Linked DNA regions of Homo sapiens: region 2 is linked to region 1. A link is an interaction called in ENCODE POLR2A ChIA-PET data of the cell type or tissue named here. Cell type or tissue: Caco-2. All regions are shown on one strand. Links, peaks and the distances in the headings refer to the core of each region. The heading gives the core; the rest is flanking DNA.

The links. ChIA-PET counts read pairs that join two places held together with the same protein. Peaks named below come from ENCODE experiments on the same cell type or tissue, not always from the same donor. Only the 100,000 strongest peaks of a DNase experiment are listed, where the experiment ranks them.
Region 2: POLR2A ChIA-PET joins it to region 1 with 11 read pairs; 3 of 35 experiments call an interaction of 5 or more read pairs at or near these places.

The regions. Positions count from the first base shown.
Region 1 is chr19:18,930,428-18,935,791 of GRCh38, reverse strand. It overlaps HOMER3 (homer scaffold protein 3), which reads left to right. Exons shown (of 10, transcript NM_004838.4): 5 at 1,382-1,489; 6 at 2,747-2,868; 7 at 3,660-3,816; 8 at 4,167-4,283; 9 at 4,381-4,467. Among named protein-coding and RNA genes, the nearest start is that of HOMER3-AS1, 7.1 kb to the left of the region's middle. RefSeq lists enhancers at 1,986-2,604, 3,291-3,801, 3,802-4,313. In Caco-2, for the core only: no CTCF peak of the experiment used is centred there; DNase peaks (open chromatin) are centred at 3,081 and 3,431.
Region 2 is chr19:19,155,954-19,161,317 of GRCh38, reverse strand. The region is part of intron 5 of BORCS8-MEF2B (BORCS8-MEF2B readthrough); the gene reads left to right. The region is part of intron 1 of MEF2B (myocyte enhancer factor 2B); the gene reads left to right. Among named protein-coding and RNA genes, the nearest start is that of MEF2B, 12 kb to the left of the region's middle. RefSeq lists a silencer at 370-699 and enhancers at 1-920, 5,258-5,364. In Caco-2, for the core only: no CTCF peak of the experiment used is centred there; no DNase peak of the experiment used is centred there.

The DNA of each region.
Region 1 (5,364 bases), core at 126-5,125:
CGCCTTGGTCTCCCAAAGTGCTGGGATTACAGGTGTGAGCCACCGCACCCGGCCTAAAAAATTATTTTTAAACTAAGGAAATTTATTTTAAAACCGGGGTGGTGGGGGGAAACATATCCTATCCTAACTGGAAAACTGGTATTGCTTTGTCATAAATAGGTGGTAAATGTAAACATGTAAACATTTAATACAACAAAAACAAGAATGAGATGATTACTTTCTCATTGACTTCTGATGTCTCTCAGAGCCTGAGACCTAATCTCTTTGTTATAAAGGAATAATAACAGGTGTTAAAGACAGATTAGCACCCACCTGAGGCTCTCTTTGTTGAAATAGCCCTGATAAAGATTAAAAGGGACCCCACATGTTGGCTCATACCTGTCATTCTCACACTTTGGGAGGCCGAGGTGGGTGGATCACGGGGTCAGGAGTTCGAGACCAGCATGGCCAATATGGTGAAACCCCATCTGTACTAAATACAAAAATTAGCTGGGCGTGGTGGCACGGGCCTGTAGTCCTAGCTACTCGGGAGGTTGAGGCAGAAGACTCGCTTGAACCTGGGAGGCAGAGGTTGCAGTGAGCTGAGATGGTGCCACTGCACTCCAGCCAGGGTGACAAAGCGAGATTCTGTCCCCCCCCAAAAAAAAAAAAAAAAAAGGCTGGGTGCTGTGCCTGTAATCCCACCACTTTGGGAGGCTGAGGCAGGCGGATCACTTCAAGCCGGGAATTTAAGATCAGCCTGGCCAACATGGTAAAACCACATCTCTACTAAAAATATGAAAATTAGCCAGGCATGCTGGTGCATGCCTGTAATCCCAGCTACTCATGAGGCTGAAGCAGAGGCTGCCGTGAGCCAAGATCATGTCACTGCACTCCAGCCTGGGCAACAGAGCAAGACTCCATCTCAAAAAAAAAAAAAACAAAAAACAGGAAAAGGGCCATTCTGGGGAACATGGCTAGACCCCGTCTCTAGAAAAAATTAGCCGGGCATGATGGCACACACCTGTAGTCCCAGCTCCTTGGTGGAGGGGTAAGGTGGAAGGGTCACTTGAGCCAGGGAGGTCAAGGCTGCAGTGAGCCGAGATCATGCCACTGTACTGCAGCCTGGGTGACAAAGTGAGACCCTTTCCTAAAAAGAGGACATGGGAATTCCTTTCCCTTTCTCAATGTGGCCCAATGTATTTAAATGCCACCTCTGTGATCTGATGCCACCTGCCCACCCACCATGGTACATCATTTTTCAAAGTTTCTCTCCTTCTTCCAAGGTGTGTGATAAGGGGATGGGTACGGTTCGAAAGTGGCGGGGCTGTCACTGAGTGATGGTGACCTGTTTGGGAGGATGGGCTGGGGTTTTACTGTCTTTTCCTCCCCACTCCCTTAGTTTGCCGAGAAGTTCCAGGAAGTGAAGGAAGCAGCCAGGCTGGCCAGGGAGAAATCTCAGGATGGCGGGGAGCTCACCAGTCCAGCCCTGGGGCTCGCCTCCCACCAGGTCAGCACTCCCTACTCCCCTATGCCTGCCTGGGCACCTGTGAGTCAGCCAGGCGCTCAACTGATATTGGGGGACCTTGATATTGGGAGACCGGGGCACTCTGCTGGTCGTCAAGACCCAATGCTTCCAGATGACCTAAGGTTAGACCCACAGCAGGGACCACAGAGGAGTGGTGTGGAGTGTGTCATAGAGGGTCTGGACCTTGCCTGGGGCCGGTGGGGTACACCCAGTAGGTCCCAGTAGCAAAACCAGCTCAGATGGCAGGATGGAAGACTAGAAATTGAAATGGCTAAGTGTGGCCGGGTGCGGTGGCTCACGCCTGTAATCCCAGCAATTTGGGAGGCTGAGGAGGGAGGATGACTTGAGGCCAAGAGTTCGAGACCAGCCTGGCCAACATGGTGATACTCCACCTCTGCTAAAAAATACAAAAATTAGCCAGGCGTGGTGGCATGCGCCTGTAGTCCCAGCTACTCGGGAGGCTGAGGCAGGAGAATCGCTTGAACCCAGGAGATGGAGGTTGCAGTGAGCCGAGATCGTGCCACTGCACTCCAGCCTGGGTGACAGAGTGTGACTCTGTCTCAAAAAAAAAAAGAAAGAAAGAAATGGCTAAGTGTGAGGCAGAACAACGAACTGTCCCTGCGTGTTTTCCCACATTAATTTATTCAGCATTATTTATTGAGCACCTGCTGTGTACCAGGCCGAGGGCTGTGCACAGGGGTTGGAGAGATGAAAAAAAGCATGAGCCTCCAGCTGCTGCCTGCACTGGGCTGCGGTGGCGCTGGCCTCTCGCAGGGCACCCGCCAGCTTGTCTACCCTCAGAGCCAGTGGTCCAGGCAGTGGGGTTGCTCACGAAACACGAATTCGGCCTGGGCAGGGCTTCCTGCTGAAATCCTAAACGTGATGTTGAAGTTCGGCCTCAGGGAAGGGAACAGCAGGGAGGTGTCCGATTGTACCCCTCCCCTACCTTACAGGTTCTAAGTATCTTGGTTTAGACTAACCTGCATCAGACTTGCTCCTGGGGGTGGTGAAAGCCCAGGAAGGCAAGGTCGAGGGCGTGGGCATGGAACTCCCAGCTTAGGGGCCACAGGGAGCCATGGAGGGTGGGTGAGGTGGGGAGGGACACACTTGGATCCTGTGCTGTGAAGGACCTGCTTAGGGTGCATAGGTCAATTGCACCCCCGATGTGACGACCCCAGTCACATCAGCCTTGATCCCAGCTGATGTGGGGTCGTGACCTATTCTTTTCCCCGTGCCTAGGTGCCCCCGAGCCCTCTCGTCAGTGCCAACGGCCCCGGCGAGGAAAAACTGTTCCGCAGCCAGAGCGCTGATGCCCCCGGCCCCACAGAGCGCGAGCGGCTAAAGAAGATGTTGTCTGAGGGGTGAGGGGCGGGACTTGGGGGCGTGGCAGGGGCGGGGGTAGGGGTGGGGGACGAGGAGGCGGTTCTTGGAAGCCAAGGGAGTGCCAGGACGGCGGGATCTAACTGTGGACTCAAGACCTGGGGAAGGGGATGAGGATCTGAATGCTGCCCCATCCAGAGCCGACCCCGCCCCTACCCTGCGTTGGCCACGCCCCTCTGTTTTGACCCCATCCCTGTCTCTTCTCGCTGCTAACCTCGCCCCGTCGATGCCTCTCTGGTCTTAGGATAACCACCCTGACCACGCCCCCATCGGCTGACTCTCCCCAACCTCCCATCCCTCCCTCAACATTCCCACAGTGTCACTGGGCGGACTCCACGTGCCCCCTTCTTTGACTCGGTCCTCGACAAGACCCCGCTTCTGCGGGACTGCCCCATCCCCAAGCTCAGCAATCAGTGTCGCCACATCCCCAGCCCTGCGTGGCCCTGACTCCGTGCCCTAGCCCAAAGCCACCCCTCCTCTGGCCCCGCCCCCTAGCCCAGCATCGCCCGTGACTCCGCCTCAGCCCAGCGCCACCCACCCTGGCCCCGCCCCCTAACCGAGCATTGCCGCTGACTCCGCCCCCAGCCCAGTGCCACTCCACCCCTGCCCCGCCCCCTAGTCCAACTTCGCGCACGACTCCGCACCCTCGCCAGCCTTCGCCCTGACCTAAGCCCAGAGCTATCCCACCCCTGGCCCCGCCCCCTAGCCCAGCATCGCCCGACTCCGCCCCCCAGCCCCGTGTCACCCACTGCCGACCCTCGTGTCTCTGCAGCTCCGTGGGCGAGGTACAGTGGGAGGCCGAGTTTTTCGCACTGCAGGACAGCAACAACAAGCTGGCAGGCGCCCTGCGAGAGGCCAACGCCGCCGCAGCCCAGTGGAGGCAGCAGCTGGAGGCTCAGCGTGCAGAGGCCGAGCGGCTGCGGCAGCGGGTGAGGGCACCCCTCCCTCCGAGAGACCCCCACCTGGCCCGGGCAACTGTGGAGACCGCGCCTCGGCAGTTCCCATCTGCCCTGGGTTCATGGACTAGCTGTGTGACCTCAGCAGGTCACTGACCCAGCCTCAGTTTCTTGCTCTGTAAAATGGGTTTGAGACAATGCCAGCCTCAGAGGGTGATCAGACACTAAAGTCCAAGCTGTGCAGAGGGGGGTGGTGGCACCAACCAAGGGAGATGGGTGCTCGGTCCTGGGCGTGGCCAGACAGGAGGCAGATTCCCTAGAGGTTGGGCGAGCAAGGGAGAGTGCAGGCGGGGGCGTCAGGGGCTGCTATTCCTGCCCTACAGGTGGCTGAGCTGGAGGCTCAGGCAGCTTCAGAGGTGACCCCCACCGGTGAGAAGGAGGGGCTGGGCCAGGGCCAGTCGCTGGAACAGCTGGAAGCTCTGGTGCAAACCAAGGACCAGGTGAGTGCCAAGTGTGGTTCCTGGGCCTCGCCTTCCCTCACCTCCTGTGGGAAAGCCAGGACCCCCGCAACAGACCCTGGGAACTCTTCTCCTCTAGGAGATTCAGACCCTGAAGAGTCAGACTGGGGGGCCCCGCGAGGCCCTGGAGGCTGCCGAGCGTGAGGAGACTCAGCAGAAGGTGCAGGTGTGTGTGGGCACAAGGAGGTGGGGTGACGGTGGGTGACAGTCACCTCAACAGACACTCAGGACAATATCTACCTAAGATGATAAAGTATTGGGAGGCCCAGTCCTGTGGAAGGCCTGATGCCCAGCAGGTGCCGCGTGAACAGTGGCTGTTGGTACAGTTTCATATCCATCTATGGGTTCAACAAGCAATGCTTGAGTTCCTGCTGTATTCCCATGCCAGACCCCGTCAATTCCTCCTGTTCTCAGCCTGAGATCACAGAGCCTGCATTGGAACTAGGTCTGGCTTGGCTTGGCTTTATTTTTTTTTAATTCTTTGAGATGGAGTCTCGCTCTGTTGCCCAGGCTGGAGTGCAATGGCACGATCTCAGCTCACTGCAACCTCCACCTCCCGGGTTGAAGCAATTCTCCTGCCTCAGCCTCCTGAGTAGCTGGGATTACAGGCGCCCGCCACTACACCCAGCTAATTTTTTGTATTTTTAGTAGAGACAGGGTTTCACCATGTTGGCCAGGCTGGTCTCAACTCCTGATCTCATGATTTGCCCGCCTCGGCCTCCCAAAGTGCTGGGATTACAGACATGCGCCACCGTGCCCGGGCATTTTTTGTGTTTTTAGTAGAGATGGGGTTTCCTCATGTTGGCCAGACTGGTCTCGAACTCCTGACCGTGAGCAATCTGCCCTCAGCCTCCCAAAGTGCTGGGATTATAGGCTTGAGTCACCACGACTGGCCTTGGCTTGGCTTTTGCTAAAGGCTTTATCTGAGAAATGTTCAGGGGGTACTTTTTTTTTTTTTTGAGACGGAGTCTCACTCTGTTGCCCAGGCTGGAGTGCAGTGGCGCAAGCTCCGCCTCCCAGGTTCACTCCATTCTCCTGCCTCAGCCTCCCGAGTAGCTGGAAC
Region 2 (5,364 bases), core at 103-5,102, 230 kb before region 1:
CCCATACAAGGATGGAGTGACCCCCAACCCCATCCGCCCCTGTCCCTCAGCACTCCACCAGGGACTTTTTGGGGCCCGCAATCTGAGCTGGGTTCCCCCAGGATGGAGAGGTGACCCCAAGGCCTTCTGAGAGGCATCAGGACCCATCGACCACAAATCCTCCCCGCATCTGTAAAGCACCTTACTGTGAAGCCCCTCCCCCCAGTTCAGCGAGGTGGCCCCTGCTGCCCCCTGACTTTCTGGAGGAGGAAACTGAGTTCCAGAGAAGCTCAGCAACAGGGGAGTCACTGCCCGAGCCCACCGTCTCCCCTGAGTCCCTGAGGGCAGGTGCGGGGCTCCAGGGACCGCTGTGAACTGAGCCAGGCCGCCAGGTCACCTACATGCCCCCCCACCTGGGTACCACCTCCCTAGGCCCCCGGGGAGGAGGCGGGCCCAGGGCTCTGGCTGGGGAGGGAGGGTCGCCTGCAGCTGGGGTCGGAGCCGCTGGAGCCCCCAGGAGAGGGGAGGAGGGGTCCTGGCTTTCCAAGGGGCTCTTCCTGTCGCCCATAATGAGGTACTTGGGGAGCAGGTGATGAAACCACAGCCTGGGTTGCGTGAGGCGGGGCGGCAGGCCTGATTCGCTGCAGGGGCCGGGAGCAGCGCCCCCTCCCCGCTTCACCGCCTCCCGCGGGCCCTCACCCCCACCCCCACCCAACCCACCTGCCTCTCACTTCTCCTTTCCCGGCCTGGGTTCCTCTGCCAAGCCGTGGCCTCCCTGCGGGCTCAGGGGTCTGGCGAAGTGACTCTGCAGCTCATCCCCCCAGTAAAGTCCCGCAGGGGTGCCAAGAAAGGGAACTTGACTTGTTCCTAATCTTTTCTCTTAAACCCCTCTGCAAAGCCTGTGAGGTTAGGATCCTGTGACCCATTTTATGGGGGAGGAAGCAGGTGACTGATGACAGTATTTCAAGGTGGTCTTGCAGGATGCTGTACTGACTCAGCGCCCCCAGTTCCAAGGCCCAGACCTTCTTCCTTTTGGTTTCCCAGAAGCCAGAAGAAAAGTTCAATAGAGGCCCCCGTGTGGTGGCTCACACCTGTAATCCCAGCACTTTGGGAGGCCAAAGCAGGCGGATCACTTGAGGTCAGGAGTTCGAGACCAGCCTGGCCAACATGCTGAAACCCCGCCTCTACCAAAAATATAAAAAATTAGCTGGGTGTGATGGTGTGCACCTGTAATCCCAGCTACTCGGGAGTCTGAGGCAGGACAATCGCTTAAACCTGGGAAGCAGTGGTTGCAGGGAGCCGAGATCACGCCACTGCACTCCAGCCTGGGCAACAGAGCGAGACTCCATCTCAAAAAAAAAAAAAAAAAAAGTTCAGTAGACCCCTGCTCCCTACCCTCTTCCCAGCTGGTGGGAGAAGGATTCTCACCCCCAATTAACAGGTAAGAGAACTGAGTCCTACCACGCAGAGAGGCCAGAGGGGAAGGGTCAGTGGAAGGGTGGGATTCCCTCCAGCACCCCATCTCCATTACTGGGGGGCTAAGGGGCCTCGCCAGGCTGGGGAGATGATAATCTATGGCTTGAAGGACTTCAGGGTAATGTTTGTTGATTGACTTAGTGACCACAGATACTGCCAGAAAGTTTCTGATGCTTCCGCACTCCTGAGCTCTTCTTTTGTCCTCCCAATTCCCCCTCACCCCCACATCGCTCAGGCCTGGGATCACCAGGCTCCTCTTCTATCCCAGGTCACCAGCACATCCTGCACCCTTTGGTCACCACTTCTGCCCAGGTGCCACCCCTGTCTCCATTCAAACTCTGTATTTCCCACTGGCCCAGCCTCTTCCTGTCACCTCACTCTAGCCTGAACAGACACTGCTCCCCACAGCAGCCATAAGCAGCAAGGAGCTTTTTTATTTTTAGAGACAGGGTCTTACTCTGTCACCCAGGCTGGAGTGCAGTGGCCCACTCATAGCTCACTGCAGCCTCCATCTCCTGGGCTCACGTGATCCTCCCGCCTCAGCCTCCCAAGTAGCTGGGACTACAGGCAGGCACCACCATGCCCCGCTAGATTTAATTTTTTTTTTTTTTTTTTTTTTTTAGGCCACGCACTGTGGCTCACGCCTGTAATCCCAGCACTTTGGGAGGCCGAGACTGGTGGATCACCTGAGGTCAGGAGGTCGAGACCAGTCTGGCCAACATGGTGAAACCCCATCTCTACTGAAAATACAGAAATTAGCTGGGTGTAGTGGTGTGTGCCTGTAATCCCAGCTACTCAGGAGGCTGAGGCAGGAGAATTGCTTGAACTGGGGAGGAGGAGGTTGCAGTGAGCTGAGATTGCGCCACTGCACTCCAGCCTGGGCGACAAGAGCAAAACTCTGTCTCAAAAAAAAGAAAAAAAAACTTTCGAGTCAGTCTCACAATGTTGCCCGGGCTGGAGTGCAGTGACAGGATCTCAGTTCACTGCAACCTCTGCCTCCCCCTGCTCAAGTGATCCTCCCACTTCAGACTCCTGAGTAGCTGGGACTAAGGGGTGCACCACCACGCCTGGCTAAATTTTTTTATTTTTGTTTATTTATTTTTCTGAGACAGCGTCTGGCTGTGTCACCCAGGCTGGAGTGGAGTGGTGTGATCTTGGCTCACTGCAACCTCCACCTCCTGGGCTCAAGTGATTCTCCCACCTCAGCCTCCTGAGTAGCTGGGACCACAGGCATGCCACCACACTTAGCTAATTTTTTTTTTTTTTTCCTACAGACAGGGCTTTGCCATGTTGCCCAGGCTGGTCTTGAACTCCTGGGCTCAAGTGATCCTCCCACCTCAGCCTCCCAAAGCACTGGGATTACAGGCGTGAGCCACCGTGCCTGGCCTGGCCCTAGTTTGTTTTTTTTTTTTTTTTTAGGGGCAGGGTCTCACTATGTTGCTCTGGCTGGAGCTTTTTAGAAATCTTCCTTTTGGGCCGGGGGCGCCCATGCTCACGCCTGTAATCCCAGCACTTTGGCCCCTGAGGTGGGCAGATCACCTGAGGCCAGGAGTTTAAGACCAGCCTGGCCAACATGGTGAAAACCCATCTCTAGTAAAAATGCAAAAATTAGCCGGGCACAGTGGCAGGCACCTGTAATCCCAGCTACTTAGGAGGCTGAGACAGGAGAATCGCTTGAACTCGGGAAGTGGAGGTTTCAATGAGCTGAGATCATGCCACTGCACTCCAGTCTGGGTAACAGAGCGAGACTCCACTTCAAAAAAAAAAAAAGAAATCTTCCTTTTGAAATAAATCACACGAAGAAAAATGCACAAACCACTAGAGTTGAGCTCAACACATTTGCACAAACTGAACATATCTGTGTACCCAAACCTTGGATCCAGGAACAGGACTTCCCTAGCCCCTGGGACTTCCCCCTTGGGCCACTGCCTAATCACAGCTTCTGCCCAGGGTGACCAAAGTGCTGTCTGATATCCATCAGCCTCAGTGAGGGTTTTTTGTTTTTTGTTTTTTTTGACACAGAGTCTCGCTCTGTCGCCCAGGCTGGAGTGCAATGGCACAATCTTGGCTCACTGCAACCTCCGCCTCCTGGGTTCAAGCTATTCTCCTGCCTCAGCCTCCCGAGTAGCTAGGATTACAGGCACATGCCAGCACGCCCAGCTAATTTTTGTATTTTTAGTAGAGATGGGTTTTCGCTATGTTGGCCAGGCTTGTCTCAAACTCCTGACCTCCAGTGATCTGCCCGCCTTGGCCTCCCAAAGTGCTGGGATTACAGGCTTGAGCCCCTGCGCCCAGCTGCATCAGTGAGTTTTGATTGTTCTGAAACTTCATGTAAATAAAATCACACAGTGCATCTTCTCGATGGAGTCTGGGATCGTCGAATTGGCCAATGGTCTCTGAGATTCATCCACGTGGTTGTGTGCAGCGAGAGTGCACCCTTTTTCTGTGCTGTGCTATAACTGATCATAGAATCAACAAGAAAGTGTTGACCAGCTCTCCCATTAAGGGCTTCCAGGTTGATTCCAGTTTGAGGCAATGATGTATGAAGCTGTAGAAAACATTCTTGTCTGTGTCCTCAGGTGTAACTTGGACCCATTTCTCTTGCGTGAATATTGAACATCGAGGAGCGGAATTCCTGGGTCACAGGGTAGGCATCTGTTCAGATTTAGTAGATGCCAGAGGATTATCCAAGTGCTTGTCCCTTTTTCCTCTGCCACCAGCAATGCATGAGAGCTGGAAGTGGAAGAGCTTACAAGATCATCATCGCTCACTGTAACCTTGAACTCCTGGGCTCACAGAATCCTCCCGTCTCAGGCTCCCACATAGCCAGGACTACAGGTGTGTGCCACGGCGTGCAGCTAATTTTTACTTTTTTTGTAGACAGGTTCTTGCTGTGTTGCCCAGGCTGGTCTCCAATTTCTGGCCTCAAGCAATCCTCCCACCTCAGCCTCTCAAGTAGCTGGAAGTATCTGGGAGTAGCCAGGAGTTTGAGACCAGCCTGGGCAACACAGCAAATCGCCATCTCTATAAAAAGTTTTTAAAAATTTGCTGGGTGTGGTGACACATAGCTGTAATCCCAGCTACTCGGGATGCTGAGGCTGGAGGATCACTTGAGCCCAGGAGTTCAAGGCTACAGTGAGCTATAATTGCACCACTGAACTCCAGCCTGGGCGACAGAGGAAGACCCCATCTCAAAAACAAAAAAAGTGACTCGGCTAGATCCCGTCTATTTCAAAGATCTAAGTTCACTGAAATAATGCTGCACTTTCCTGTTCTGTGAGATTTGAGAAAATAGCTGTAAAACCACCTGGGCCTTTAAACATGTTTTTTAGTTATTATTTTAATTTTGAAATTATTATTCTTTTTTAGAGACAGAGTCTCACTCTGTTGCCCTGGCTGGAGTGCAGCAGCTCAAAGCTCACTGCAGCCTTGAACTTTATTGCCTTTAAAAAAAAAATTTTTTTTTTTAGAGATAGGGGTCTCGCTATGTTGCCTAGGTTGGTCTTGAACCGCTAGGCTCAAGCAATCCTCCCACCTCGGCCTCCCAAAGTGCTGGGATTACAAGTGTGAACCATCATGCCCAGCCCACTTTATTACCTTTTTAATGGTAGGTCCTGAGTCACCTTTCTAATCTTCTATGGTTGTTGGTCTACTTAAGCTTTCTACTTCTTCTGAGGTCAGCTTGGCTCAGTGACTTGCACAGGTTGATACTTAATAAACGCTAAGTATGAGGGTGCAATGAAAGGAGTAGGAAGGTACTGGACTCTTAGCTTCAAATTCCCACCTCCCTCCCCTTCTACTCAGGCTCCCATCCAGCCTCTGCGTCTACATCCAACTACATGCCTCCTCCCCCAAGAAGCTCTCCTGGGTTTCTTCTCCTGTTCTTTCTTCTGTGCTCCATTCCTTGGT